Regions from separate parts of the Homo sapiens genome. Here region 2 is linked to region 1. A link is a loop called in an ENCODE intact Hi-C map of the cell type or tissue named here. Cell type or tissue: heart right ventricle. All regions are shown on one strand. Each heading gives the region's core, and the rest is flanking DNA. Links, peaks and the distances in the headings are about the cores only. Region 1 overlaps VWA3A (von Willebrand factor A domain containing 3A). Region 2 holds the start of SDR42E2 (short chain dehydrogenase/reductase family 42E, member 2).

Region 1 (16,014 bases), core at 5,180-13,179:
TGCTAATTATGTTTCTTGTTTCTTCTTTTTGAGATGGCATATTGCTATATTGTCCAGGTTGATCTCGAACTCCTGGGCTCAAGCAACCATGTGCCACCACATCCAAATTTCTAATTATGTTTCTAAACGGTATTACTCTACAGTTATTACTCCTTGACTTATGATGGGGCCACGTCCTGATAAACCCATCATAAGTGGAAAAATCCTAAGTTGAACCATTCTAAGTCAAGGACTGTCTGTATTACTTGTCAATGCTGTTTGACTCTGCACATAAATGTTCATCTTGTTATAGCTGCATTGTGGATTGGAACTTTCATTCACATGAAATTGATAGTTCTCTAGGGGCAGTAGGTTCCATTCGGTGTTTTTCCTTAAATCCTACTTTACTGGATATCTAATTTTCCTGTTGAATTCACTCTTCTGCTCTCAGAGAGTATTTTACATCTCCTCTCACACCTCCAGCACTCCCTTTCTGTACTCTCCCAGCAAGTGATTTTGCCTCCAATTTTGCTGAGAAAACAAAAACAAATTGGAGAGAATTAAAAAAAATCTTTCCATGCAGAGTCTACTGACCTACCAGCCCATAGCCCTACATACTTCACCTTTTTCCAGTTAAAATGCATCTAAGGCCAACCAGCAATGGTCTAGGCTAACATTTGACTTGCATTACTGGATCTTCTCTTGCTAAATAGGAACTCTGCTTCTGTAATCATCCCTTCTCCTGGATCATCCATTCCTATTGATTGTACAATTTCCATCACCATACAAACAGGTTATAATATTGCCCATCTTAAAAAAGATATAGATCTCTCAGTATGCTACCTCTTCCTCCTGCTGTTTAATTTTTCTGCTCTCCATCTTAGCCACACATCCTTACCTCCCGGGGACCCATTCAAGTTAGGTTCTCACCTTCCTATTCCTCTGAAACCACACATGTCAAGGTGATCAATGACCTTTGTCTTGCCAAGCCCAAGGGTTAAATCCAAATTCTTGACTTTCCCGAACTCTGAGTAGCATATAGCACAGTTTGACTGTGTCAAGAATTTAACAAATTAAAACACTTAGTACACATGTCTTCCAGGACACTATATTCTCCCACTTTCCCCTCTCTTCACTGGCCATATTTTCTTAATTTCCTTTCCTAGAGAGCCCCTCCTCCTTGTTCCAAAGTCACAATACTGGCGTGCCCTAGGAACTTGCTTCTGAAGGTGTGGGTCATGGGCTGACAGCATCACCATCCCCCAGCTTGTTAGAAATGCAGAGTCTCAGGTCCCACTCCAGGCTTACCTAATTAGAGTCTTTATTTTAACAAGAGCTTCCATGTGCACAGTGGCACAATCATAGCTCACTGCAGCCTGGAACTCCTGGGCTCAAGTGATCCTCCTGCCTCAATCTCCTAAGTAGCTGGGACTATAGGTGTGTGCCACCACACCTGGCTATTTTTTTTTAAAATTTTTTGTAGAGATAGGGTCTTACTGCATTGCCCAGGCTGGTCTTGAACTCCTGGCCTCAAGAGATCCTTCAGCCTCAGCCTCCCAAAGTGCTGAGATTGCAGCCATGAGCCATCGTGCCTGGCCACTCTCTTCTTTATCTACCCCAGGGTTTGCCAACTTTGGCACTATTGACATTTGGCACTATTGGCATTTGGCACTATTGACATTTGGGCTGGATAATTATCTGTTGTAGGGAGCTGTCCTGTGCATTTCAGGATGGTGAGCAGCATCCCTGGCTGCTGATAAACTAGATGTAGGTAACAACCCCTCTCCTTCAGCAATGACAACCTAAAATGTCTCCAGACATTGCTAAATGTTCCCGTGGGGCAAAATCACCCCTGGTGGAGAACCACTGTTCTTTGATCACTCTCTAAGTGATCTGAGTGTCATGACTTTGAATACCATCTGAATGCTAAATGATTATCTGAGGTCCATCTTCAAACAGATTTCTCTTGGAACTTCAGACCTGTGCACCCAACATCCTGCTCCGCTTCTCTGTCTGGATGTCTGCTAAGTCCCTCAGGCCTCACATGTCCAAAACAAGACCTCTCAGTTTTCTTCAAGACTGTTTCTCCCTCAGCCTTCCCCATCTTAGTAAATGCCATTCAACACTGGCCCAGGCACTCTGGCCCCAGACCTATCCAATCCATCAGCAAGTTCTGCTGGTCCTACCTTCCAGCCATGCATTGAATCTACCATATCTCATTCTGTCGACCCTAGAGCTTGAGTCCAAGCCTCCATCGTTCTCGCCCAGAGCGGTTGTCCTGTTTCCACTTTTACCCCCTGTGCAGTCAAGTTATGCAGCAGCCAGCGTGATTCTTTTGAAACTTGTTGGATCAGGTCACTCCCCTGCTTTATTAAAGCCCTCAGCTTTGGAATCAGGCCCTCCCGGACTTCAACCTGCTCATCTAAGCTCATCTCCTTTCTCCACATAGCTCACTCTGTGCTTGCTGCACTGGCCCATGTGCTGCTTCTGGAACATACCAAGCTCGTTCCTGCCTCAAGACTTTTGGACTTGCTGTCTCCTCTGCTTGGAACATTCTCCCCAAGATATTGGTAGGGCTTACCCCCACACTTTCTTTAGGTGCCTGTTCAAATGCCTCCTCTTCAGAGTGAGTATCTTCAACCATTCCATTTATTTATTTTTTATTTTATTTTTGAGAGGGAGTCTCACTCTGTCTCCCAGACTGGAGTGCAGTGGCACGATCTCGGCTCACTGCAACCTCTGCCTCCTGGGTTCAAGCAATTCTTCTGCTTCAGCCTCTCTAGTAGCTGGGATTACAGGCGCCCATCACCACGCCTGGCTAATTTTTGTGTTTTTAGTAGAGACGGGGTTTCAGCATTTTGGCCAGGCTGGTCTCAAACTACTGACCTCAAGTGATCCATCTGCCTCGGCCTCCCAAAGTGCTGGGATTACAGGTGTGCACCACCACGCCCGGCCTCAACCATTCCATTTAAATAGTCCTGTTCCACCCTCTGTTCCCTTACTCAGCTTTGTTTCTTTTTACAGCACGTAAGCTCCATGAAGGCAGGACCTTAGTATTGGTCATGTTTTTTCCCCCGACAGCGAACCATTCCTTCAGCAAGTACTGGTCATGTTGGTAGTCTCAATCCTAGAACAGTGCCTGATATACAATAATCACTCAATACATGTTTGTTGAATTCATGACCCAAATATTCTAGGGTATTGCCAATCTGGAGGCAAGAAGTTGAAATCTAGAGCCAGTTCTATTTTTTTAAATTAAAAACAAGCTGCCATGAGGGCTTTACAGCTTTTGGAATTGAAAACATTCATTCCCTAAACCTAGCCATTGAAGTTCTAGACATTTATTCCATAGAAATAACTGGACAAGTACATAAGAGGCAATTGGAGCCTGGTAATACCAGATATTCTCATTTTTCAAGAGAAGTCTGATAGCAGACATAAAAGTGAAATACCAGGATTTAAAAAATCTTGGCAACTAATTTGAAAAATAGTTAAAATTAGGGAGCCTAAACAGAATGGCTGTGGGCCAGATTTGGCCTGCATGCCACTAGTTTATAACTTCTCCTTTTATCCTCTGCAGACACAGATCCAGAGAAGCGAGGCCACTTTCTAGGGCCTTAGTGACAGAGCAGAACAGGAACAGGGACCAGCGATTATCTGGCCATCACCTCAGGCTGCCTGCCTCAACACCCAGGGACCTGGTAAGCTGATTTACAGGTGATCGTTTCCCTGGGCTCTTCCATGGTTTCTCTGTAGCTCCGTCAGAAAGGGGTGGCAGGATGAAGGGGCTATCAATCCCCGCCCACTTTGACAAAGGTGCGAGGATGGGGTAGTGGAGGTCGGGGGGTGAGAGCAGCATGCCCTACGTGGATGCCTATGGAGTATGGGAGGATTTCATTCCCGTGGGGTCTCTCTGCCTGTTACCATGGGCAACCAGAGGGGTCCAGCTATAGCTGCAGACAAGCATCTGTTGACTCAACTCGTCCAAGCAAGTGAAGGAGGTTCTGGATCTGAGGTGAAGACCACAGCCTGGAATTGGCGGGACAGGCAGGCTTAGCACTATGTTGTTACCCACTAGTCTTGGGTAGAGGTGGGGATTGGGAGTAGGGAGCATGACTTTTAGCATCTGCATCTGGGTAGAGGTGGGGACTGGGAGTAGGGAGCATGACTTTTAGCATCTGCTTTTCCCAGGGTTTAAGGCAAGAGCTGAAGATTGTGCCTAAGGTGGAAGCAAACGGGAAGCCAGAAAAGTGCCAGTTGATGGCAATTAAGCTAAAACAAACAAGAAAGCAAATCAAAGTGTTCATTTGCCCATGGTCACTCTTCTACCCTTGGGTTCTGAGAAAAACATTTAATTAAAAAAAATTTTTTTTTTTTAAAAGACAAGTCTTGCTCTGTTGCCCAGGCTGGAGTGCAGTGGCAAAATCATAGCTCACTGCAGCCTTGAGGCTCCTGGGCTCAAGAAATCCTTCTGCCTCAGCCTCTCAAGTAGCTGGGACTACAGGTGTGCACCACTATGCCTAGCCCTTAATCAAACTTTTGTGGGTTTTCTTTTCGTTTGTTTGTTTTGAGAGGGAGTCTCACTGTGTCTCCCAGGCTAGAGTGCAATGGCGTGATCTCGGCTCACTGCAAACTCCACCTCCTGAGTTCAAGCGATTTTCCTGCCTCAGCCTCCTGCATAGCTGGGATTGCAGGCTTGCACGACCACGCCCAGGTAATTTTTTGTATTTTTAGTAGAGATGAGGTTTCACCATGTTGGCCAGGCTGCTCTTGAACTCCCAACCTCAGGTGATCCACCTACCTAGGCCTCTCAATGTGCTGGGATTACAGGCCTGAGCCACCATGCCCAGCCCTTAATCAAACTTTTAAGAAAAGTGATATCCAGATGATCAGCCTTAGTCTTCTAAATCTCATTGCGGGTCTAAAGTCAAATGCCCAGTGCACATCTGCATTCTCACCTGCCCAGCACCCATTCCCCCTTCTGGTAACAGTGCTCTGGCCTTCCACATGCAACCATCTGTCTCTCTTTTTCAGTCCATGAGGGCTGGGGGGCTAATCCAGTCTCTTTCCCCTTCCCCCCTGTCTTTTATTTTATTTTATTTTTGCCCCAGAAGTCAGCACTAGTTCCAGGCCTAGTCAAATAGTGATAGTATATTTCATCTCCTTGGCTATGATGATTGGTGTAAATTGGTCAATGAGAGTCAGTCCCAGGATTTGGAAGTTGTGCAGGGAACAGGAAGTGAAGTTCCTTTTTACTGGAGCTGCTGATCACCACCTTCCTATGCCTGAAGAGAGATGTCCTGAGAATAAAACCAACTCAGGAAAGCAGAGCCCACAGGCATAGAGGTGACATCATCTGAGCACCTGGATCCAGCTGTGGCTGGGGTTTTCATTTACTTAGGTTAGTAAATGCCTTTTTTTAGCTTAAGCAATTTATATTGGAGGTCTACATTTGCAACTGAAAGGGTTCTAACAAATACAAATGGAATGAGTGAAAGGGGGCAAAGAATGAAATCTATGCCCGTTACCTTCTTGCTGTTTTCTGTGAGCCACTGAATTCTCTCTTGATAGACTTCAATAGTGCTGTCAAGACATCAGAAAGACTCATCACCCAAGGCCAGCGTCATCACTGAGCAACAGCCACTTACATACACAAAAGGCAGGTATGAATAATTGTTTTTTTTTTTAATGTGCATAGGTTCTTGGAAGAAGGTGGTGAACCTTTTAGGTGCACTGTAGTGCACGCCTGTAGTCGTGGCTACTCAGGAGCCTGACGTGGGAGGATCACTTGAGGCCAGGAGTTCAAGACCAGCTTAAGCAACCTAGTGAAACCCTGTCTCTACAAAAAATAAAAAAATTTGCTGGGTATGGTGGTGCATGCCTGTAGTCCCAGCTACTCAGGAGGCTGAGGTGGGAGGATCACTTGAGCCCAGGAGTTCAAGGCTGCATGGAGTTATGATTGTTCCACTGCACTCAAGCCTGGGCACAATCGAGGAAAGACAAAACTGAAGATACTTGTTTGCCAGGGCACTAGGTATAAGGAGATTGTGAAAGGGATCGAGTGTATAGGTGCTGCTCTATTGGTGACACAGTGCACAGGATAAATGACAACGGTTTGGTGGATCAAGGGGTGGAATCAGGCCCTCCCAGACTTCAACCTGCTCATGTAACCTCGTCTCCTTTCTCCACATAGCTCACTCACTCTGTGCTCACTCTGCCCGGTGAGGGCAGGTCTGTGGAGGGTGGGGGAGGGTGTTCTTACGAGAAAGTTGGAAGACCACCCTTGCACTTGCTCAAATCTGTGTCTTCTCAGAAGGAATTGTTCCTAGTCTCCTGGAAACTGATCATAAAGGCACAACAGAGGCAGTTAAGCAATCGTTTCTACTGGATTGATTAACAAAAAACCTAGTTTCTGAAAAGTAGCTGGGGGACCTTCTTGAACTTGCCTTATTGCATGCCTGGCTTGCAATGACTGGTTGAAGACTAGCATATATCATATGCACAAGGTAAGGACTAGGTCACTTTAATTTAATTGACTTGTTCTTACTGGGGGCAGGTGAGATTTGGGGGCCTAGAGAGGGACAAAAAAGGTCTTTGGAAATGAGATCATGGGGCAGTGGGTGGTAGATAGAGTCATAAGGGATACATGAGTTATGAATAGAGCTAAGAAGATGAGCTTTATTTTTATCTTCTTCTTCTTTTTATTTGAGACAGGGTCTCACTCTGTTGCCCAGGCTGGAGTGCAGTGGTACGATCATGGCTCACTGCAGCTTCAACCTCCCTTGGCTCAGGTGATCCTCTCACCTCAGCCTTTAAGTAGCTGGAACTATAGATGCACACCACCACACCTGGCTAATTTTTATATTTTTTGTAGAGTTGGGGTTTCATCATTTTTCCCAGGCTGGTCTTGAACTCCTGAACTCAAGCGATCCTCCTGCCTTGACCTCCCAAAGTGATTACAGGTGTGAGCCACTTGTGCCCAGCTGAAGATGAGCTTTATAATAAAATATGTTTGTGTTTGAGATACAGCTCTGCCATCTACTAGCTGTGTGACCTTGGACAGGTGTGGTAACCTTTCTGAGCCCCAGTTTCACCATCTCCAACATGAAGGTAACAACAGGATTCTATCCAAGTCAATTTGCTAAAAGTCAATTTACTGAAAGCCAGTCCTCTGAAAATCAATTTGCCAAATGACCAGTTAGCTAAATAGACTTGAACATTCCTTAAAATACTGGATTCACAATTAAAACTGATAAACCAAGACATTGCAGAATTCTTTAAAACCTGTTTAAGCTTCCAACCTAATAAAAGTTACTATAAATTCTACAGTTAAATGGTTTTGAGAAATTTGAGCAACTGGTCATTCCATGAATGGCCATTCAGCAATTGACTTTTGGTTAACTGGCTTGAGAGTGATGGTTTTATAAGGGGAAACCCCTTTCTCTTGATTCTCATTCTCTCTTTCCTGGCTGCCTTGTAAGATGTCCCTTTGCTCTTCCTTCATCTTCTGCCATGAATGTGAGGCCTCCCCAGCCATGTGGAACTGTGAGTCCATTAAACCTCTTTCTTCTGTAAATTGCCCAGTCTCGGGTATGTCTTTATCAGCAGCATGAAAATGGACTAATACACATGTGCTATCAAAATCTGGTTTAGGAGTGGGGATGCATGCATGTTTTTGGCATATATTTGCAAAGTTATGAACGCAATCAATTTGACATTGAAAGTCATTACTCTTAACCATTAAACACCAGATGAAGCTGTGTCATCCAAGGGACTATGGATTTCATTTTATATTTTTTTAGAGATAGGGTCTTATTTTGTTGCCCAGGCTAGAGTGCAGTGGTGTGATCATAGCTCACTGCAGCCTCGAACTTCTGGGCTCAAGTGATCCTCCCACCTTGGTCTCTCAAAGCGCTAGGATTATAGGCATGGACCACCATGCCTGGCCCTAGACTATGGATTTGAAAAGGCTGAGAGACACTGATCTGGTCCAACCTTTCTATTTGAGAAAAGGGGAAATTGGGGCTAGAAGTGGGAAGAGACATGCTCATCTCCCTGAGTGGTAGTTTTTCCTTTTTTTTTTTTTTTTTTTTGAGACAGGGTCCCACTCTATTGCCCAAGGTCCCACAGAGATTGCTGTTTGAACAAAGTTACTTCCAGGCTACTGAAATGACATAATTCTTTCTTTTTCTTTTTCCTTTCTTTTTTTTTTTTTTGAGACAGAGTTATGCTCTTGTTGCCCAGGCTGGAGTGCAATGGTGTGTTCTTAGCTCACTGGAACCTCCACCTCCCGAGTTCAAGCGATTCTCCTGCCTCAGACTACAGGGTAGCTGGGATACAGGCATGCACCACCAGGACTGGCTAATTTTTTAAAAAAATATTTTTAGTAGAGACAGGATTTCACCATGTTGGCCAGCCTGGTTTCAAACTCTTGACCTCAAGTGATCCACCTGCCTCGGCCTCCCAAAGTACTGGGATTACAGGTATAAGCCACCATGCCCGGACTGAAATGACATAATTCTTGAGTTCTGTGGTGTTGGGAGGACAGTGAGAAACATACTTACTCAGAAAGCTTTGACTCAAAATGGCGGATGATCTGGGTGGAGAAACATATTTTCTGCACGACATTGGTGCCCTCCTCCCTGAAGAAGCAAAGCCTTATGAGGGGATCTCTCGGGCCCAGGGGGTTGCATGTGTCACTGCAGCTGTGGGGGGTGCGGGGAACAGCTTCAGACTTACAGCACTTCTGTGCCCTGGCTTATCAGGTCAGCCAAGGTGAGTTTCTGACATTTTAAACTGTGAGCCGAAAGCCAGTCTTCAGAGTCCTCCCAATCTGAAGACTGGGTCTCACTCCCCTGCAGCCTCTGCAAGACAAAAGCCAGAGTCAAACCGTGAAGTGGAAAGAGAGGGAAGGAAGAGGTTCCCTTCACACAGATACCCAACGGGCGCCAACTCAGACTGACCCTATCTTTTTTTTTTTTTGAGACGGAGTTTCGCTCTTGTCACCAAGGCTAGAGTGCAGTGGAATGATCTTGGCTCACTGCAACCTCTGCCTCCCAGGTTCAAGTGATTCTCCTGCCTCTGCCTCCCGAGTAGCTGGGATTACAGGCATGCACCACCACGCTTGGCTAATTTTTGTATTTTTAGTAGAGACAGGGTTTTGGCATTTTGGCCAGGCTGGTCTCAAACTCCTGACCTCAAGTGATCCACCAGCCTTGGCCTCCCAAAGTGCTGGGATTACAGGCATGGGCTGCTGTACCCAGCCCCCTGGTTTGTCCGTGTTAGAGACAGGGCCTCACTCTGTCACCCAGGCTGGAGTGCAGCGGTGTGATCATAGCTCACTGCAGCTTCGAAGTTCTGGGCTCAAGCGACCTTGACTTAAGTTCTGTGCCTGAGGCCTGCTGGGCTGTCTGTCTCAAAGGGAAATTAGCAAGTGTTGAAGAAGTGTGAAAAACACTCTCATAATTACTGCAAATACTTAGATAGCACTTATTACATGTTAAGCACTTTCCGTACGTTAACTCATTTAATTTTACAAAGTGGGTTCCATTATGATAACCCCATCTTGCTGACCAGGGAACTGAGGTACAGATAATTTAGGTAATCAGTCCAAGGTCATCCAGCTAGAAAGTGGCAGATGTGGAATTCAAACCCAGGCTGTAAAGCTCAAGTCATGCTTCTAACCATGGCACTATGTTGTCCCTCTAAACTAGCACCAAACTGTGACCACCTCCATGAAGGAGTGAGAGGACTGACGGGCAAGATTACTTTCTCATTATGTGATTCTGTGCTAACAAATGTCCTGCCCTTGAAAGGCACCTAAAATCATAGGTCCCTGTCGCATATCTAGGGAAATACAGCTCTCTATCACATGGACACTAGATGTCACTCTTCTCACCTTTCAGACTCAACCCTCCCCCTGGTTGGAAACACCGAGCATGGTACTTTTTTTTTTTTCTTTTGAGACAGGGTCTCATTTTATTGCCCATGCTGGAGTGCAGTGCCACAATCTCAGCTTACTGCAGCCTCAGCTTCCCAGGCTCAAGTGATCCTCCTTCCTAGACCTCCCAATTAGCTGGGACTATAGGCACGTGCCACCACACCTCACTAATTTGTGTATTTTTTTTTTTTTTTTTTTTTTTTTTTGTGGAAACAGGGTTTCACCATGTTGCCCAGGCTGGCCTCAAACTTCGGGACTCAAGCGATCCTCTCATCTAGGCCTCCCAAAGTGCTGAGATTACAGATGTGAACGACCGTGCCTGGTGAGCATGGTGGACTTAATAATTCACCTTTCTTCCATCTGTGTTGCTTTTCAAATGATGTCATGTTTTAGGACACAGATTTTGTATTATTCATACTTGAAGATACACTATTAAACACATTATGGATTTTGACTTTAGGCCATGCTAATTATGTAACTCTACTAGTTCATTTGCATAGAGAATGGTAAGATCTTCGTGTTGGAGCAATCCTTTCCCTCTTTCCTTCAGGTTCATCTGCAAGGCAAAGGAGGCCCCAGCTGTGGCTGATAAATATAAGAATGATCCTGTCTACACCTGGGAAGTCATGCATTTTCATATAAAATTAGAGGAAAGATGCATGTCATCAACATCTGAACCCATTACAAGACTTCTTCAGAATCTCAAAACTCTATCAACCTTTCCTCGTCTCCTTTAATTAAGCTTGCTTTCCTGTAAGTGCCAGAACCTAAGTAAATCATGAGTATTTTTCTGATTGTTTAATTGCCAGCATTATACCTGTATTGTTTTTGACTATCATTTCAAAGGTATCATATTTAAACTCTAGTGTGGGTTAGGTACATGGTTGTGCACTAGCCTTGCTTGAACATGGCAACCACTGATTGCCACTGTGTCCCTGGTAGAATGAATTCTGAGTTCTAGACAATCCACTCACCCTCTTGGGAAGGCACATTGAAGGTCAGCCTAAAATCGTAGTCTGGTCAGAGGTTTATTCTCCTATCATACCCCATTTGTCCAACAGCACTTCCTGAAATGGATTTCTGAATCTCGATTTCAGGGAATCTCAAAAGCAAAGCAAATCTCAGGAAGGGGAATTTTAGAATCAAATGCTTAAGACTTCAGGCCTTGATAACATGATCAGAGTCTTCACATGCTCCTGAATATTTAGTGACATGGCCAAATAGGCTAAACAATTTCTATATAAACAGTATAGAGATTCTTCAGTCATTTCTGAAGGCAGAGGATTAGAGATAAATGCTTAATTACTCCTTTTTCAGTCCTAGAATCCTATGAGAAGGAAGAAATCCCCAGAATTTAACACACTGTGCATTCTCTGAATGATTTGTAGTATCACGACCCAGTTAAAGTGCCATGGTCTTTACCAGTAAGTCCTGTGTCTGGTTAACATGTGTAACCAATAATCCATTGTCCGAATTTTGCCCAAGTCCATTCATATTCTTCTGCTTTAGTGGCTTCTTTGAATCTCTGCCAGTGTTTCTCCTAATGCTACAAAACATAAAGTAATTTGATCAATGCCCCAGCACTGGGCATAGGTTTGATACCCCCAGTGCCTCCTCTCTTTGCCCTAGTCCCTACAAGGATTCTAGAAACATTTTTCTGTGCAGTAACTGAGAAGGATTCCTGCAGAGTCCTGATAAAATGTGGACTCCAGTTCCATGAGATATTTTATTATTTAGATAACTAAAGCCCTCAGGTGGCTATAAGAAGATTCAATGACCATTTACCCAGTCTCACCCTCAGCTCCCATGAGCAAAATGCTGTTGCTGTTTTCGTTTGCAAAATCAGAGAACTAGCCCAGGCACGGTGGCTCACGCTTGTAATCCCAGCACTTTGGGAGGCCGAGACGGGCGGATCATGAGGTCAGGGGATCGAGACCATCCTGGTTAACACGGTGAAACCCTGTCTCTACTAAAAATACACAAAATCAGCTGGGTATGATGGTGGGCACCTGTAGTCCCAGCTACTCGGGAGGCTGAGGCAGGGGAATGGCATGAACCCGGAGGGCAGAGCTTGCAGTGAGCCTAGATTGTGCCACTGCACTCCAGCCTGGGAGACAGTGCGAGAATCTGCCTCAAAAAAAAAAAAAAAAAAAATCAGAGAACTATGCTTACCAATGGTTTTCCAGAAACATATTTTCTTGACCATGGAAGACATGACTAGTTTGTGTAGCCATTGCAAAACACCCAATGCTTATTTTCCTAAAGAAGAAAAGAATACCAGAAAACAGGATAAATGTGGCATACAGACAATAGTTTTGGGGGGTATCTATATTCAGCACAATGCTTCTTTTTCTACATGTTTAATTTTTTTTTGAGATAGGGTCTCACTTAGTTGCCCAGGCTGGAGTACAGTGGCCCAATCATGGCTCACTGTAGCCTTGACCTCCCAGGCTCAAGCAATCCTCCCACCTCAATCTCCCAAGTAGCTGGGACTACAGGCACAAGCCACTATGCCCAGCTAATCTTTCTGTTTACTGTAGAGACGGGGTCTCACTATGTTGCTTTGGATGGTCTCGAACTCTAGGGCTCAAGTGATCCTCCCACCTAGGCTGGGATTAGAGATGTGAGTCACCACGCCCGGCCATTTTTAAAATTTTATTGACAAGGTCTTGCTCTGTCACCAAAGCTGAAGTAATGTGGTGCTAACATAACTTATGGCAGCCTCGAACTCCTGGCCTCAAGAGATCCTCCTCAGCCTCCCTAAGTCATGGGATTATAAGAGTGAGCCACTGTGCTCAGCCAACTCTTCTTTAATTAATTCATTCAGTAAATACTTATTGAACACCTGCCAGGTATCAGGCATTGTGCTTGGTGCTGAGGATACAATGGTGAACAAGATAAAGCTTTCTCAACTTCAACACTTTGACTCTTGGACCGGATCATTCTTTGCTGTGGGGGCCGTCCTATGCATTGCAGGATGTTTAGCAGCATCCTGGCCTCTACCTATTAGATATCAGTAGCATCCCTCCTCACTTTTTCCCAATGTGACAACCAGAAATGTCTCTAGACATTGCTTAATGTCTCATGGACAGCAGAATTGTCCCTAGTTGTAAACCACTAAGATAGACTTTGTCCTTGTCCTCCCAGCGCTTATATTCTAGAGGGGGAGACTGATATTAAAAAACTAAATAAAATAATTACAAATTGTGGAAAGTGTGGAAAGAACTAAAAGGATAATAGAAAGTAATCAAGGGGCCAGGCATGGTAGCTCACACCTATAATCCCAGCACTTTGGGAGGCAGGCTGAGGCAGGAGGTCACTTGAGGCCAGGAGTTCAAGACCAGCCTTGGCAAACCAGCGAGACCCCATCTCTATAAACATAATAAAGATAAATTAGCCAGGTGTGGTGGTATGTGCCTGTAGTCCCATCTACTTGGGAGGCTGAGGCAGGAGGATCGCTTGAGCCCAGGAGTTCAAGGCTGCAGTGAGCTATGATCATGCCACTGCACTCAATCCTGGGCAATAGAGGGAGATTCTGTTTCTAAAAAATAAACAAAAATCCACACCCAAATCCAATGTTACACCCCCTTTTCTCCCTCCTGCTTAAAACTGATCAAAGCCTTCTCTATTTCTAGGATGAAGACTGAGATCCTTCAGATGGCATCTGAGGACTCTCAAGGTCTGGCTGCTCCCACCTACCCCTCTAGATTTCCCACTTCACCACTGCTCTCCTCTGTGTTCCACAAGGGCCTCCCTTTCCAGTTTCTGGAATTCTCTATAGTTCCTTTAACCACAGGGACTTTTCATGTGCTGCTGTCTTTGCTCTGGAACGTTCTTCTTCTCCCCTACCCTAATCATCTTGACATTTCAGCTTGAATATCACTTCCTTCAGGAAATCTCCAGCATCCCATTATATTTCAGTTTCCTTTGTTTTATACAGACTTTCATAGAACCATGCTCTTTTAGGGCAGGTATCTTAATTTGGAACGATACATTCATTAGAGGGATTTTTTAAAATTTGTGTGTCTGTCCCCTTACACTGTAAGTTATGTAAGAGCAGGGACTGGCAGACACTCGATAAATATTTTGAGAAGGGAAGGTGAAGGGGCAGGAGGTTGAAAGACTCCCTTGGTTTTTTTTTTTTTTTTTTGAGACGGAGTCTTGCTCTTGTCACCCAGGCTGGAGTGCAGTGGCATGATCTTGGCTCACTGCAATCTCCACCTCCCAGGTTCAAGTGATTCTCCTGCCTTAGCCTCCCACATAGCTGGGATTAAGAGGCGCCCACCACCATGCCCAGCTAATTTTTGTATTTTTTGTAGAGACGGGGTTTCACCATGTTGGCCAGGCCGGTCTCAAACTCTTGACCTCAGGTGATCCACTTGCCTTGGCCTCCCAAAGTGCTGGGATTACAGGTGTTGAGCCACCACGCCCAACCTGCCTTGGTTCTTGAATTTCTAATTATATATCCCAGGCACGTGTGAGACCTTTCTGTTCTTGGGTTCCATGAGATACCCTGTTTCTTAGAATTCTCTACCTTTTTTTTTTGCTTCAGCTAGCTCCTTTAGCTTTCTGTTATTTGCAACCAAAAAAATACCAGCTAAGACACAGCAAGTGAGAGACTCTGAATAAAGTTGCAACTTAGAGTGTGTGTTCTTGTGAAATCATTAAATTAAACAGCCTAATAATGGTTTGGCAACTTGCTTTTCTCTTTCAAGTCTTTAATCTTTTATTCAGAGGATGCTTTGTTTTCTGGGAAGCACCAGGATAATGTGGCAATGCTTTAAAAAAAAAAAAAAAACTGGCTTTACTTCAGCAAGCTTTCCTGGGAGACTCTAATGGCAGAGACTGTTGAAATAGAAATGCCTCATGAACACTGGCCGCCCCATAGTGTCTCACTTCCCTCTTTCCAGCCAGTGATTAACAGCTCTTAATGAATTCAGAGGACTGCATGGCTAGATTCTGGGGTGACTGGTGCAGGCTGATGGAGAAGGGGTTGAACTGCATAAAATAAACAAAACAAAATAGTGCTCCAGAAAAAGCACGGGGCCGGGTGCAATGGCTCATGCCTGCAATCCCAGCACATTGGGAGGCTGAGGCAGGGAGATTGCTTGAGCCAGGAGTTTGAGAGTAGCCTAGCCAACATAACGAGACCCCGTCTCTATATAAAAAAAAAAAAAATACAAAAATTAGCTGGGCATGGCAGTGCGCACCTGTAGTCCCAGCTACTAGGGAGGATGGGGTGGGCAGGTCACTTGAGCCCAGGAGTTTGAGGCTGCGGTGAGCTGTGATCGCATCGCTGCACTCCAGCCTGGGTGTTGGAGTGAGACTCTGTCTCAAACAAACGAACAAACAAAAAAGTGCTGAACCTTTGGTTTCTTCATCTTTAGAATGGAATGGGGATAACAGTAACTGACCTGCCTACTTCAATGCTGTTATCAAGAGGATCAAATGAAATTGAGAAAGTAGAACTGCTTTGTGAAATATGAAGTACTATACAAATGTAGAATACCATAAAATATGGGCTGCATCTTCAAGCACTTCAGCATATGACACAAAAACAATCATGTGTTTCATGAACATTTATAGAGCACTCACTGCGTGCCAGAGAGAACGGGTGCTGGGGAGATAGACATGAACAGGACGCAGCCCTTTCCCTCAGGCCTTTGCTCAAATGAAATCTTATTAGAGAGGTCTTCTGTGAGTACCTTAACTCAAACAGCACCTCCTCCACCTGGCTTTGTCTTTCCCCACAGCATGTTTCACTATATATATTCACTTATTTACTTAACAGTAAATACATTCTATATATTTGCTTATCTACTTGTTTTAAATTTTCTATATATTTAGTTATTTACTGTCTGAACCCCCGCGCACCCCTCCTACATAAACATACTAGAAGTAGATCCATTTGGGCCGGGACTTAGTAATGTTCACAGCTAGGACATTTTTGCATAAAATAGAGTTTAGAACACAGTAGCTGCTCAAAAAACATTTGTTGAATAAATGCACTCAGAGCAGGTCCAGAGTTTAGGCAAAGGTGAGCTGAATTACCCTGGGAGGTGATTGCAGGAGAGGAAAAGAACAACCAGGCCATG
Region 2 (16,014 bases), core at 2,956-10,955, 65 kb before region 1:
GTCAATTGGTCGGCGATGGCTTTGGTTCGGGAGTAGTGGTCTACGTGCTGCCAGAGGCCAGGAAAAACAGAACCACCAGAGAGGGTCAGCAATGCTGCTGGCAATGCCTGCCCAGCCCCAGGGCTGCACCTTCCCTGGGGACTCCCACTGGGATATGGCCAGGCCCTGAGCCCCATGGCCTTTCCTCTCCCCCTGGGTGGGAGAACAGTGCATCTCCTTCCAGAGCCACAGGAGCAGAGGAGCACTGGGTTCGGAGCAGTAACAATGACCAGGGGCAGCCGACTCAGGGAGGCTCCTGCCAGCCCCAGACACCTGTCCTTGCAAGGCTGATGCTGGACACATGCTGGATGAATTACCTACACATGGCTCTTTTGTGTTCACATGGCATTTTCACATCGGTTATCTTATTTCCTGCTCTGCACAACCCCATGGTGATAGTGTTACCATACTGGGTTGAAGAAACAGAGGCTTGTCCGGGTGCAGTGGCTCATGCCTGTAATTCCAGCACTTTGACAGCCGCAGGAGGGAGGATTGATTGAGCCCAGGAGTTCGAGACCAGCCTGGGCAACTCAATGAAACCTGTATCCACTAAAAATACAAAAATTAGCTGGGCGTGGTGGCGCACGACTGTAGTCCCAGCTACTGGGGAGGCTGAGGCAGGAGAATCACTTGAACCCGGGAGGCAGAGGTTGCAGTGAGCTGAGATCATGACACTGCACTCCAGTCTGAGTGACAGAGCAAAGCAAGACCTTGTCTCAAAACAAAACAAAACAAACAAACAACACGCCTGTAATCCCAGCACTTTGGGAGGCTGAGGCTGGCAGATCACGAGGTCAAGAGATGGAGACCATCCTGGCCAACATGGTAAACCCTGTCTCTACTAAAAATACAAAAATTGGCTGGTTGTGGTGGCATGCACCTATAATCCCAGCTACTTGGGAGGCTGAGGCAGGAGAATCTATTGAACCCAGGAGGCAGAGGTTGCAGTGAGCCAAAATCACGCCACTGCACTCCAGCCTGGGGACAGGGTGAGACTCTGTCTCAAAAAAACAAAAGAAAAGAAAAGAAAAAAAAACAGGCTCAAAGGGCTTAAGTGATTTGCTCAGGGTCAGGGTCACATGGGTAGAATGCGGCCAGGTTGAGGCTAAGGCCAGACCTGTCTGATTTCAATGCCCCTGCAGGTGTGACCAACTGAAACAGGAGAGTGCTGACGCCACCCAGTTTTGGGAGCCCCTTCCTGCTAGGACGTATCCTGAGTTGTGAAACCAACCCTGCTTCCACCCATCCCTCCCCTCTGAGCTGTGGGTCCCGGGCCCGCGGGTCCTGCCCACCTCTCCCGGAAGACAGGTACCTCGTCCAATGGGAAATATGGCACAGAGTCCTCATCGCCCTGCTCTATGGGCTTCCCTCCAAATGCAACATTGACAGTGCTGGTATAGATGAGCCTTGGAACCCGCCGGCGAACACAGACTGCAGCAGCAGGTGCACATAGCAACAAATAAACACACACACACATGCAAAGACACAGACACACACGGGACACAAGTGAGCATAGAGTCGGCTGAGGAGGTGTCATGCAGATCTCTACCAAGTTTTCAACACACAACTTGGACCCCCAGGACCCTCCCAGAATCTACAGCTGTTCAGGAGGGAAGAGTCTCCTGCCCTTAACTTAGGGTGCAGGTCAAGTTCCTGCTCTGTGGGCCCCTGGGAGCCAGGTCTGCTCCTTATTCTTTCTCATTGTGGCTTGGACCCCTGGGCTACCTTGCCAGAGACAGGTCAGAAGAAGGTCTCACTGGATGGAGACTTAGAAAAAGACACTCTAGAATCAAAGACATACGGGATAAGGCAGGACATGCCCAGGCAGCCCACACATGGGTCTGCGATTTTGGTGCTTTAGTAACTTTTTATTTATCTGTTTGTTTATTTATTTATTTATTTATTTATTGAGACGGAGTTTCACTCTTGTTGCCCAGGCTGGAGTGCAATGGCGCGATCTCGGCTCACCACAACTTCCCCCTCCCAGGTTCAAGCGATTCTCCTGCCTCAGCCTCCCGAGTAGCTGGGATTACAGGCATGCGCCACCACGCCCCGCTAATTTTGTAGTTTTAGTAGAGATGGGATCTCTTCGTGTTGGTCAGTCTAGCCCCGAACTCCCGACCTCAGGTGATCCACCTGCCTCGGCCTCCCAAAGTGCTGGGATTACAGGCGTGAGCCACCTCGCCCAGACTTATTTATTTATTTTTAAATTTTATTTATTTATTTATTTTGAGATGGAGTTTTGCTCTTGTTACCCAGGCTGTAGAGCAGTGGCACGATCTCGGCTCACTGCAACCTCTGCCTCTCAGATTCAAGCGATTCTCCTGCCTCAGCCTCCTAGGTAGGTGGGACTGCAGGCACCCGCCACCACGCCTGGCTAATTTTTTGTATTTTTAGTAGAGGTGGGGTTTCACCATTTTGGCCAGGCTGGTCTCGAACTCTTGACCTCAGGTGATCCACCCCTGTTGGTCTCCCAAAGTGCTGGGATTACAGGCATGAGCCACCACGCCCAGCCAGCTTCGGCAACTTTTCTTTTTCCAGTCCCTAAGCCCTGAGAGGTAACTCTGGTCCCCATGTTCCCAGACATGCTAAGGCCACACTGACACACCCATGCAGGGCCCTGGGGAGGTCTGCAGTGCACGAAGGATGCGCTGCCCACAGGCCCTCCCTTTGACCCTACACCCTGGGAGCCAGGCCTGCAGCAGGAGAAGGGAGAGAGGGGGAGAGGCACAGCAGGTCATACCCGGCTCTGAGCACCTACCATCAATCACTAGTTTGGTGCCTCCAACATTTATAGACTCAATCTGCTCTTTCTGCAGCTAAAAGACAAGACAGGTGAGAAAGTCATGGTGCTACCCATGCCTTCTTGCTGAGGCTGGAAGGCTGAGCTTGGGGTCAGGTGGGACAGGGCAGCAGGATGTTCAGTTCAGAGGCAGGGATCCCGAAGGCCCACCTGGAGTGTGGGTGCCTGGCTCTGCCACCATCTTCCTGGGTGGCCAGAGGAGGTTCTGCCCACACATCTGTCCCTCAGCAACCTCATTTGTAAAGTGAGGGCCAACCTCCTCCCCTGGGTGGTGGGCGGGACTCAATAAGACACTTGAGAGGACCTGGTACAGTGCCTGGCACAGAAGATGGGCTCAGAACCTGTTGGGTCATTTTCCTACTCTCAAAGCCTCAGTTTCCCTATCTGTAAGGTGAACATGGTAATATGGGCTGGGCCCTCACGAGGGAGCTGGGATGTGAAAAACAAAAATTAGGCCGCTGTGAGGGCTCCTGTGGGCCAGGAACAGGGCAAGAACTTCCTGATCCATGATCTCATTTAATTCTCATCACACCAGGAGATGAGCTCCATGCTTATTTTTAAGCTATATTTATTATTATTATTTTTTTGAGACCGAGTTTAGCTCTTGTTGTCCAAGGTGGAGTGTAGTGGTACAATCTTGGCTCACTGCAACCTCTGCCTCCCGGGTTTGAATGATTCTCCTGCCTCAGCCTCCCAAGTAGCTGGGATTACAGGCATGCACCACCATGCCTGGCTAATGTTTTTGTATTTAGTAGAGATGGGGTTTCATCATGTTGGTCAGGATGGTCTCAAACTCCTGACCTCAGGTGATCCACCTGCCTTGGCCTCTCCAAATGTTGGGGGTACAGGCATGAGCCACTGCTTCCAGCCTATATTTATTCTTTTAAAAATTTTTGGCCAGGTGTGGTATCTCATGCCTGTAATCCCAGCACTTTGGGAGGCCGAGGTGGGCGGATCACTTCAGGTCAGGAGTTTGAGACCAGCTTGAGCAACATGGCAAAACCCCATCTCTACTAAAAATACAAAAATTAGCCAGGTGTGGTGGCGTGCAACTGTAATCTTAGCTACTCAGGAGTCTGAGGCAGAAGAATCGCTTGAGCCTGGGAGGTGGAGGCTGCAGTGAGCTGAGATCATATCACTGCACACCAGCCTTGGTGACTGAGCGAAACTCCGTCTCAAAAATAAATAAATAAATAAAAATAATAAAATTTACTTTTATTATTTTTAAATAGAGATAGGGGTCTCACTATGTTGCCCAGGCTGGTCTCGAACTCCTGGGCTCAAGCAATCCTCCCACCTTGGCCTCCCAAAGTGCTGGGATTACAGGTGTGAGCCACCACACCTGGCTCTATATTTATTCTTGTTGTGGCTGTTTTTGTTTCATAGGCAACACGATCAAGGTTAAAAAGAATTCAAACAGTAAAATGGGTGTATAGTGAAAAAGAAGGTTCCCTCCTACTCCTGATTCCAAATCTTCCTTTTCCCTCCCCAGAGGCAGCCACTGTTAAATTTCCGGTGTTTCTCGAGATAATCTATTCTTATTAATATCAGCATATAAGCATGTGTGACTATAGAAATAAATAGTTTCTTTAGCTTTTTTTGGAAACAAACAGGAGAATGCCAAACACTGCTTTGCACCTTGGAAACTATTTTTTTAATCTGCACACTTTGAGTTACCTCTTTCTTTTGAATGGCTGCATAGAATTTGACTGTAAAACACAATTTATTTAAATAGTCCTCAACTGATAGGTTATTTCTGGTGTTTTGTTATTAAAAACAATGCTGCAAATACACAAATGAGTGTAATTTCTGAGGCAACGGGTATACATATGTTTTGGTGGATACTATTACATTGCTCTCTGAAGAGGTTGTGATATTACCAATAGTAATATCCTCACTTTCCAGATGATGAAAGAGGATCAAAGAGGTTAAATAAACTTGCCCTAGATAACACAGTTATAAAATGGCAGAAATGGGGCCGGGTGCGGTGGCTCCTGCCTGTAATCCCAGCACTTTGGGAGGCCAAGGCGGGCAGATCACCTGAGGTCAGGAGCTTGAGACCAGCCTGGCCAACATGGTGAAACCCTGTTTCTACTAAAAATACAAAAATTAGCTGGGCGTGTTGGTGGCACCTGTAATCCCAGCTACTCAGGAGGCTGAGGCAGAAGAACCACTTGAACCTGGGAGATGGAAGTTGCAGTGAGCTGAGATTGTGCCACTGCACTCCAGCCTGGGTGACAGAGTGAGACTCAGTCTCAAAAAAAAAAAAAAAAAAAAAAAAAAAAAAAAAAAAAATGGCAGAACTGGTATTTGGTGTCATGGATGCAGGATGCAGGGTGGGAGTAGCCCAAGTCCCTCCTATAATAGGTGAAGCATGATAGGGAATGCATGGGTGTGAGGGCAGAGCCAGGACTGGAACCCCACTCTGTCTAACTCCAGGTGTTGTGTGTGAGGAGCCCACCTTCTCAGCCCCGGACATTCCATAGGAAGCCACGTGGAAGACACAGTCCACCCCTTCGAAGGCACGGTACAGGGCTTCTTCATCTCGGACATCAGCCTGCACCAGAGGAAGAAGAGATGAGGGCAGGGGGTTCAAGTCCAAGGCAAGAGATAACACCTCTGCACCTTGCCTGGTCTCAGAACTGGCCCCCTGACCCAGCCCAGGCCAAGCCTCTGTAGCATCAGGAAAGGCTGGTGGGGCAGGATTCACTAAATGATTCTACAGGGCACCGTGAGCAACATCCCGTGCTCATTCATCACGCTCTGTAGGTGACAGGGGCTGTGCTAGGTTTATGTGCACTGTCTCATCAACTCCCAATGAGACCCTGTGAAGTAGGTGTTGGTTACTATTGTCCCCTTTCTGTGACCATAGCTACCCAGCTGGTAGCACCAGAGCCAGAGCTATAGCTCAAACAGTCTGGCTTCAAACAGTGTGCCCCTAAACTCCACACCACAGGTTTCACATCAAACACTGTCCCCTGACCATCACCACTGCCCCAGTCTATTAAGACCCTTGTTCCTTGTACCTGGATGAACTTGGTTTCCGGGGACAGTTCCCACTGGGGTCTGCGGCGGTCAAGCAGAATGACGGAAGTGCCGCTCTTGGCTAGGTGGGATCCCAGGCTGAAGCCCAGGTAGCCTCCTCCTCCAGTCACTAGAACCTTCTGCCTGGCAGCCTTTGTAGGTTTGGCTTGAGTCTTCTGCTGCGGCGCTGGTGTTGGGGTTGTTGTTGACTCACTGGGTCTGGGCCCAGTCCCAGACCCCTGTCTGAGCCCAGGCCCTAGCTCTGGCTCAGGTGTAGACCCAGCTCCTGCCCCAGGTACTGATCCAGCTCCCGGCCCAGGTACCGATCCAGCTCCCGGCCCAGGTACCGATCCAGCTCCCGGCCCAGGTACAGACCCAGCTCCTGGCCCAGCTCCTACACCAGGTCCCAACCCACCTCCTAGACCAGGTCCCGACCCAGCTCCTGGTCCAGGTACAGACCCAGCTCCTGGCCCAGGTACGGACCCAGCTCCTGGCCCAGGTACGGACCCAGCTCCTGGCCCAGGTACGGACCTAGCTCCTAGACCAGGTACGGACCCAGCTCCTGGCCCAGGTACAGACCCAGCTCCTGGCCCAGGCCCTAGACCTGGTCCAGTCCCTGAAATAGCACCAGGCCTCGGAACAGTACCAGAACCCGCCTGAGGTCCTGGAATAGCTTTGGGCCCCAGTCCAGGCCCTGGAATGGCACCAGGCTTTGGTGCAGGCCTTGACTCAGACCCTGAGCCAGACCTTGGACCTGAGACCTCTCCACAGGCCTGGCAGACAGGGCAGCTCTTCTCACCCTGGCCTGCAGCTTTGCAGGCCTCTAGGGAGGAGCGTGGGGGGTTGGACTTCATCCTCTACTGAGCCATGCAGACCCAGAAACCGACCACCTGTGGGAAAAAAAATAGAAGAAAGAATGCTCTAGAATCGTTTCAAGTCACATAAATTATTAGACCTCTAGGACTGAGGGGAACTCCAGGTGGAAATTAGAAATTCTCTGAGTTCCCAGGGAACCTGCCCCTTTCAGAATCTCAAGAATCTCCAGTGTGGGCCCGGCGTGGTGGTTCACGTCTGTAATCCCAGCAGTTTGGGAGGCTGAGGTGGGCGGATCACTTGAGGCCAGGAGTTGGAGATCAGCATGGCCAACATGGTGAAATCCTGTCTCTACTGAAAATACAAAAATTAGCCGGGTGTAGTGGGGCACACCTGTAATCCCAGCTACTCAGGAGACTGAAGCACAAGAATTGCTTGAACCTGGAAGGCGGAGGTTGCAGTGAGCTGAGATGGTGCCACTGCACCCCAGTCTGGGCAATAGAATGAGACTCAGTCTCAAAAACAAACAAACAAACAAACAAACAAAAAACTCCAGTGTGGCTGCTGTCCTCTGCACAGAGTCAGAGACAAGGCAGCCAAGACTTGGATTTTAGAGCTAAGAAAATTGAGGCCCAAAGTCACGCTGTGTAACTGAGGTTGACATTAAGCATTCCTGACTTATCTACCAGTTCCTTAAAATTCCAGTTTCCATGGAGTACCAAAGGAAGACAGGGCAAATCATCCAGCGGGAACCTCACCAGACTGGGAGGTGGCTGCTTTCTGACTGGGGAGATTGGGAGAGCCTTCTGGAAGAGGAGGAAGAGAAAGAGGAGGAGGAGGAGAATCCACATGGATCCAAAAGGACTCTGCACCCTGGAAACTTGCACATGACTCCAAGTGCTGTGCCTGTCTCCACCCTGATGCCTGACGCCTCTGGTCCTCCAAGGTCCGACAGTAGTGTGGGTGGCTGGTACCACACGTTCTGCCCAATCCCTCTGCAGGCTTTAGGGTCTGGTCTATGGGCCTAGGGGGACAGCACTGAGGATCCTGTTCTTTGCAGCCTCAGACTACTTTCTTTTCTCTGTCGCCCAGGCTGGAGTGCAGTGGCACAATCATAGCTCACTGCAGCTTCAAACTTCTGTGCTCAAGCGATCCTTCCATCTTAGCCCCACAAGCAGCTGGGAATACAGGTGCATGCTACCATGCCTGGTGAATTTTTGCATTTTTAGTAGAGATGGGGTTTCACCATGTTGGCCAGGCTGGTCTTGAACTCCTGACCTCAAGTGATCCTCCCACCTCAGCCTCCCAAAGTGCTGGGATTACAGGTGTGAGCCACCGCATCCAGCTCCCTAGATCTTTTTTTAATTTTTGAGACAGAGTCTCACTCTGTTGCCCAGGCTAGTAGTGAACTCCTGGAACTCAAGCAATTCTCCTGCCTTGGCCTCCCAAAGTGTTGAGATTACAGGCGTTAGCCACTGTGCCCAGCCCTCAGTCTAGACTCAGGGCAAGCCAGGCTGTCAGTCACTGTCACCATCGTCCATCCCCCCACCCCCCTCCCGACCTCCCTCTCCACCTGAGGATGAGGCTGGATGACCAGGGCTAGGTGATCATTAACCGTAACAACAGCAACCATGTGCTAGGGACCTCTGTGCGCCAGGCCCTACATATACAGATAGGTGCATCTCTGCCCTGCATGGCATATACTGGCTGCATGAAAGAACGGGTATTTGTTGAGTGACTGGACTGATGAGCCCCATGTTTTTTTGCTGGTGGTGGTCACAGGGCAGGGACTCTGGCAGCTAGAGGGGCTGTATTTTTAATTTCCTCTGTTACTGCCCTGCTCACCAAATGTCTGGGTGAGGAATACAGTCCTGCCCCGTATAAGCACGAACACTCATGGCTTTATTTATTTATTTAGAGAAGGAGTCTCACTCTGTTGCTCAGGCTGGAGTGCAGTGGTGTGATCTTGGCTCACTGCAACCTCCGCCTGCCTTGTTCAAGCAATTCTCCTCCCTCAGCCTCCCGAGTAGCTGGGACTACAGGCACGCGCCACCACACCTGGTTAATTTTTGTATTTTTAGTAGAGACGGGGGTTTCACCATTTTGGCCAGGCTGGTCTCAAACTCCTGGTCTCAAGTGATCTGCCACCCTCAGCCTCCCAAAGTGCTGGGATTACAGGCGTGAGCCACTGCGCCCAGCCCACTCATGGATTTAATGAGAGAGACTGCAAACCATCATGAGCAGGGGCCTAAATCCCCGAGAGGGAGAGGAGAGGATGCAGCCCCACAGCGAGCCCTCCTCCTGTACTCAGGCCCAGAGGACTCTGTTCTGGGGAAGGGTCTATGGGACCAGAGCTGACTTTCTACCCTAAGAGGATGCCTTTTGTGGCAAAGGCTGGACTCAGCCTTGGATACTCACTTATTGGGGTGTGCCCTTGGGTAAGGGCCTTAAAACCTCACTGTACCTTAGTACCCACAACCGCGAATGGACCCAAATATTTCTGGCTGCTCTGGCTCCTCACAGGGTGGTCATGAGAAAACAGACGCCAGAATGCCTTGCGAGGCTAGATTGCAAAGCTCCAGGAGGATTTCATTCCCTGGAGTGTCCCAGCACCTAGAACAGTGCCTGGCGCAAAGCAGGCGGCCAGCAAATGCTGCTGGGTGAACAAAATCTCTGGGGCGTGTTCGGGATCTGGCTGTGCTATGGTCGCGCGCCAGACCCACCCTGGACATGGCTTCACTCATTCTTTTGGAAGTTCAGTGAAGTACAGGCTATGGTTCCCATTACCCAGAGGTGGAAACTGAGGCCCAGAGAACATGAGGAAACTTTGATGGAGTCACAGACAGTGTCTCCGCCGGAATCCAGGTCGATGGGGACCCCAAAAGCGGGTTTGGTGGAAGGAACTGGCAAAAGGGTGGGGAGCATCAGGGACTGACCCTGAGAGCGCTGGGCTCGCGGGCAGCTCCAGGGTGGGGGTCCCCTCCCCTCTTGGCTCCCTCACCCTCCCTGTCCCTCCAGCACCTGCGTCCCTCCCTGGCCCGCGTCCGGGCTTCGCTCACCTGGCCCGGGCTCCCGCGGCGCTGCGTGCTCCCCGCGCTGCGCCAGTCTCCGCGCCGCCAGGGCCACCGGGCCACCTCCTTCTCCCGAGGAGGGCAGAAAGGGGCGGGGCGGGGCGGGACGAGGCATCCGGACCGCCCCCCGCCCGCTCTTCTGCCCGCCCACTCCCGGCGCGGGAGCACCTGCATTCTCTCAGGTGGAGACCCGCGGGCTCTCATAGAGGGGAAACTGAAGCCAGTAGGGCTGGGATGGGCGAAATGGTCCACGCTTCTTGTGGGAAAAGACGCAAAGGCCCTGCGTGCCGGGCTCTGTCCTGCAGGCCAAGTCGTCCTAGAACCCCAAGAAAAAGGGTTTCATCTATATGTAGGAGCAGAATTGCTGGGTCATATGATTACTCTGTGTTTAGAGAAGAACCGCCAAACTGTTTTCTAAAGTAGCTGTACCATTTTACAATCCTACCAGCAGTGTATAGGGTTCCAATACTTCCGCATCCTTACCAACACTTATTATTATATCTATGTTTAAAATTTTAACTATTCTACTGGGTGTGAAGTGGTGTCTCATTGTGGTTTCATTTGAATTTCCTGATAGCTAATGCTGCTGAACATGTTTTCATGTGCTCATTGGCACATTAATGTGTTTTCTTTGGAGAAGTGTCTGTTCAAATCCTTTGCTCATTTTCAGTTGAGTTATTTGTTGACTTTTAAGAGTTCTTTGTATATTCTGGATACAAATCCTTCATCAGATAAATGATTTGCAAATATTTAAACAAAAACAAAAAACCAAAAAAGTTCTTCCATCATCCATCCTTCCACCTATCCATCCATCCTTCCATCCATCCATCCTTCCACCTATCCATCCAACCTTCCATCCATCCATCCTTCCACCTATCCATCCAACCTTCCATCCATCCAGCCTTCCACCTATCCATCCAGCCTTCCACCTATCCATCTAACCTTCCATCATCCATCCTTCCACTTATCCATCCAATCTTCTCCCTGACCATCCTTCTGCTTATCCATCCAACCTTCCATCCATCTGTACTTCTACCTGTCCATCCAGCTTTCCATCCATCTTTATTTCAACCTGTCCTTTCCATCCATCTGTATTTCAACCTATCCATACAACCTGTCATCCATCCATTCTTAAACCTGTCCATCCAACCTTCCATCATCTATCCTTCCACCTATCCATCCAAATTTCCATCCATCCAACCTTCCACCCATCTAATTCATTACATATATCTTTCTTTCCTTGCTTCTACCCATCTATCTACTCTCCCTGTCTTGCAATCTTCCACTTATCTCTGTTGATTTATGCATCAATCACATCATTCTATTTTGATGGGTGCTTCTTCAGTGCTGGATCATATCATCCTTTGAAAACTCATGTTCAGCTGGGTGTGGTGGCTCATGCCTGTAATCCCAGCACTTTGGGAGGCTGGGGTGGGCAGATCACTTGAGCCTAGGCATTTAAGACCAGCCTGGACAACATAGTGAGAGCCCATCTCTACAAAAAATTACAAAAAAAAATTAGCCGGGCATGGTGGCATGTGCCTGTAGTCCCAGCTACTTGGGAGGCTGAGGCAGGAGGATCACCTGAGCCTGGGAGGTGGAGGCTATGGTGGGCTGTGATTGTGCCACTGCAGTCTCATGCTGGAGAGCTCAGGCAATGGAGTGAGATCCTGTCTCAGTAAAAGAAAACTCATGTTCAAGTGGCAGTATTGGAGGGTCAGGCATGTGCCCAAGAGCTCACAACTGCTGTAATGGAGCCACAGGGGCTGAGAGCAGGAAGGGCTGGTCACTTTGCTCTGAAAAGGGCAACTGAAAAAGCCTCCACCCATACAACACCCTCTGTGGGCATAGGTGTGGGGAAGAGAAAAACAAAATCTTAGTCTGCATGTTCTATGAGCCAGATGGTAAGAGATCTTGTTTAATCCTCACAACTCTGTTTTAGCTCAATTTTAGAGACAGGGAAACAGGTTCAGAAAAGGGGCTCCAAATGTGGTGGGGAAAAGCCATAGGGTCAGTCCTGGATTTAAATCTTGGCTTTGCCACTTTCTTGCTGTGTGTCTTTGAGCAGCTACGAGGCTCAGTTTCCTCATCTGTAAACTGCAAATGATGTGCACTTTATAGTTGTCATGCTGTGAGGTTTATGGCTAACATGCTCTATGCAAAATGTTGAGCATGGTGCTGGCTCAATCAGTGTGCAAACAATGGTAGCTGTTCTCCTCATTACATGGGAGGTTGGGATTTGAACCTAGGTCCTGTCCTTCCCCACTTCATAAGCCATGTGTTTGGTTCAACCTTCCATTCACAAAGGCCAGCCTATTCTTCTCCCACCAACAGGGCCAGAGAACTCATATTCCCCAGTACCAGCTGCTGATATTGTCTTGCAAAGAGAAGCATAACTTACATCTGTGACGGGTTGAATTGTGTTCTTCACAAAATTCATATGTGGAAGTCCCAATCCCATGTACTTAACCCTAACTCTCCAAATAAAGTCACTGCAGATGTAATGAGTTAAGGTCATAGTGGAGTAGGGTGGGCCCCTACTCCAGTATGATTGGTGTTCTTATAAAGAGGGGAAATTTGAACAGAGACATGCACATAGGCAGAGCTTCATGTGAAGGCTGTAGTTATGCTGCCCAAAGCCAAGGAACTACCAGAATGGAGGAGAGAAGTCTGGAACGGATCCTTCCCAGTGTCTTCAGAGGGAGCATGGCCCTGAGGGCATCTTAATCTTGAATTTCCAGCTTCCAGAACAATAAGAGAATACATTTCTGTTGTTTCATCCACTCAATTTGTGGTACTTTGTTATGACAGCTCTAGCAAATGAATACAACCACCACAGGCCCTTTTCTCTGTATTTACAGACGTGACCCAAAATGGCAGCTGTGCAAGATGGACCAGACTGAGATTTACCATGGCAGGGGTTGTGGTCACCACTGCCTTCCTGGGCCCAGCACAGAGCCTGGCCAAAGCAGGGTCTCATCAAGCCTTAGCAAGTGAGTTTCGTTTTTTTTGAGACAGAGTCTCTGTTGCCAGGCTGGAGTGCAGTGGCACGATCTCAGCTCACTGCAACCTCCACCTCCCGGGTTCAAGCGATTCTCCTGCCTCAGCCTCCGAGTAGCTGGGACTACAGGCGTCCACCACCATGCCTGGCTAATTTTTGTATTTTTGGTAGAGACAGGGTTTCTCCATGTTGGCCAGGCTGGTCTCGAACTCCTGGCCTTGAGCCATCTGCCTGCCTTGGTCTCCCTAAGTGCTGGGATTACAGGCGTGAACCACCGCACCTGGCCACAACTGAGTGTTTTTAAACAACTTGATGAATTTTTACTTATGTATAGCTCAATGTAACTCCTACCTTTATCAATATATAGAATATTTTCATCACACCAGATGTCCCCTTTGTGTCCCCCATCCCACAGGGTAACTAGTATTTTGACTTCAATCACCAATAAGGAGTTTGGCTGGTTCTTGAACTTCATATAAATGACTTTATACAGTATGTACTCCTTTGTGTCTGGTTTCTTTTGCCCAATATTATGAGACTGATGCATCTTGTTGAATATAGCTGTATAGATCATTCTTTTTTGGGGGTGCAGGCAGGGTCTCACTCTATTGCCAAGGCTGGAGTATAGTGGCATGATCAAGGCTCACTGCAGCCTCAACCTCTCCTGGGCTCAGGTGATCCTTGCACCTCAGCCTCCTGAGTAGCTGGCACTACAGGCATATGCCTCCAAGCCTGGCTAATTTTTGTATTTTTTTGTAAAGATGGGTTCTCACCATGTTACCTAGGCTAGTCTCAAACTCCTGGGCTCAAGCCATCTACCTGCCTTGGTCTCCCAAAGTGCTGGGATTTCAGGTGTGAGCCACCACATGAGCCGTTCATTCTTTTTAAATTGATGCATAATATTTCACTGTAAAATGTATCAGATTTTATTTGCACATTCTGCCACTGATGGACATTGGGTAGTTTCCAATTTTGAGCTCTAATGAATAAGGCTGCTGGAAAAATTCTTATATGTCTTTTGTCTAACATATGCACTCATTACCCTTGGAGTGGAATTACTAGATCATAGAGTAGGCATATGTTTTACTTTAGTAGAAATTGCCAAATAGTCTTCCAAAGTTATTGAGTCAAATTATACGTCCCTACCCCAACCCCTACCCTAATTGGAATATGAGTGTTCCAACTGTTCCACATCTTGATATTGTAGTTCTTTTTTTGTTCTGTTTTTAGAGACAGGGTCTCATTCTGTTGCCCAGGCTGGAGTGCAATGGCCCAGTCTCAGCTCATTGCAATCTCCACCTCCTGGGTTCAAGCGATTCTCATGCCTCAGCCTCCTGAGTAGCTGGAATTACAGGTGTGCACCACCATGCCCAGCTAATTTTTGTTGTTTTTAGTAGAGACGGGGTTTCACTATGTTGGCCATGCTGGTCTCAAACTTCTGACTTCATGTGATCCGCCCACCTTGGCCTCCCAAAGTGCTGGGATTACAGGTGTGAGCCACCATGCCTGGCCATCTTGTCTTTTTGTTTGTTTGTTTTTAAGAGACAGGGTCTTACTCTGTTGCCCACGCTGGAGTGCAATGGCACAATCATAGCTAACTGTAGTCTCAAACTCCTGGGCTCAACTGATCCTCATGCCTCAGCCTCCTGAGCAGCTAAAACTACATGCATTGGGCCACCATGCCTGGCTAATTTCTTTTAAATTTTTGGAGACATGGGGTCTTGCTATGTTGCCCAGGCTGGTGTTGAACCCCTGGCATCAAGCAATCCTCCCATCTCAGCCTCGCAAAGTGTTGGGATTAGAGGCATGAGCCACTGTGCCCAACCCCAGTCTTTTTTATTTTAGCCATTCTAGTGGGAGTGTAGTGGCATCTCACTGTGGTTTTAATTTACACTTCCCTGGCAGGTAAGGCTGTTGAGCACCTTTTCATGTACCTATTGTCCATTTTAAAAATTGGATGGGCTGGACGCGGTGACTCATGCCTGTAATCCCAGCACTTTGGGAGTCTCAGTCGGGCCGGATCACCTGAGGTCAGGCGTTTGAGACCAGCCTGGCCAACATGGTGAAACCCCGTCTCCACTAAAAATAAAAATAAAAAAAATTAGCTGGGCGTGGTGGCAGGCACCTGTAATCCCAGCTACCCTACTCGGGAGGCTGAGGCAGGAGAATCGCTTGAACCTGGGAGGCGGAGGTTGCAGTGAGCTGAGATCGTGCCACTGCACTCCAGCCTGGGCAAAAAGAGTGAGACTGTGCCTAAAAAAAAAAAAAAAATTGAGATGGGCCAGGCACAGTGGCTCACGCCTATAATCCCAGCACTTTGAGAGGCCAAGGCGGGCAGATCCCCTGAGATCAGGAGTTCAAGACCAGCCTGGCCAACATAATGAAACCCTGTCTCTACTAAAACAAAAATTAGCCAGACGTGGTGGCAGGCCCCTGTAGTCCCAGCTGCTCAGGAGGCTGAGGCAGGAGAATTGCTTGAACCCAGGAGGCGGAGGTTGCAGTGAGCCGAGATTGCACCACTGCACTCCAGCCTGGGCAACAGAGCGAGACTCTGTTTCCAAAAAAAACAAAAAAATGGATGTTTATCTTTTTCTTATTGAAATTCTTTATTATGGTATGAGTCTTTTAATAAAGTTTTATGTCACTAAAAATTTATGCACACACACACACGCCAATGATCACTTCAAACAGTTAAAGTCATGTTGATCCTATTAGTAGAATAAAATTAATTGTTTTTAATTTTAGAAAATGAACCCAGATGAGCAGCCTTCACTTCAGTTTGGTTGGGCAGGGATGGAGGGTGGTGCTGAGGCTCACTTGTTTCTTCTTCCCCCAGGATGGGCTGACTGTGACTCTGCATTAGCCTCTTATGAACCAGGGTGGAGACCACCCCATCAGCTGCTTTCCAGAGCTAGGCTCTCACAGCTCAGCCGCCTGCTCACTGTTCACCATGTGTCTCCTATGTGGCAGCTTCTGGGGACCTGCAGATCCTGGGACACCAGTCTCATCCCGAAGGAGCTCACCATCAAGGAGAAGAGTTAGATCAGCGAGCAAGGTGGCGTGACATAGAGTGCTGAGTGCGAGAGGTCTGCGTGGTCAGGATGCTGCAAGAGAAAGACTGGAGGCCCCTCGCTCTAGATAGGTCCCAGGGAGCTGATGTCATTTGAGCTGTGCCTTGATGGATGAGCAGGAGTCTCCAGGCAGAGGGGGCAAGAAGCACCGTTCAGGCAGGGGGTTGGTTTGCAAGAAGCACCACCATTTAG

The links. Hi-C counts contacts between places; a loop is a spot of excess contacts. Peaks named below come from ENCODE experiments on the same cell type or tissue, not always from the same donor. Only the 100,000 strongest peaks of a DNase experiment are listed, where the experiment ranks them.
Region 2: it touches region 1 in a loop (9-fold over the local background); 13 of 110 quality-filtered maps call a loop at or near these places.

What each region holds. Positions count from the first base shown.
Region 1 is chr16:22,093,023-22,109,036 of GRCh38, reverse strand. It overlaps VWA3A (von Willebrand factor A domain containing 3A), which reads right to left. Exons shown (of 34, transcript NM_173615.5): 2 at 12,092-12,178; 3 at 11,342-11,465; 4 at 8,719-8,843; 5 at 8,544-8,621; 6 at 5,508-5,562. Among named protein-coding and RNA genes, the nearest start is that of VWA3A, 8.5 kb to the right of the region's middle. In heart right ventricle, for the core only: a CTCF peak has its summit at 9,857 (motif pointing right); no DNase peak of the experiment used is centred there; H3K27me3 peaks cover 686 bases.
Region 2 is chr16:22,156,289-22,172,302 of GRCh38, reverse strand. It overlaps SDR42E2 (short chain dehydrogenase/reductase family 42E, member 2), which reads right to left and starts at 9,797. Exons shown (of 13, transcript NM_001394319.2): 1 at 9,739-9,797; 2 at 6,666-6,756; 3 at 5,869-6,053; 4 at 5,304-5,399; 5 at 2,801-2,858; 6 at 1,352-1,470; 7 at 1-47. The coding sequence starts at 6,720. It overlaps VWA3A (von Willebrand factor A domain containing 3A), which reads right to left. Exons shown (of 34, transcript NM_173615.5): 34 at 15,339-16,014. In heart right ventricle, for the core only: no CTCF peak of the experiment used is centred there; no DNase peak of the experiment used is centred there; H3K4me3 peaks cover 622 bases; H3K27me3 peaks cover 2,316 bases.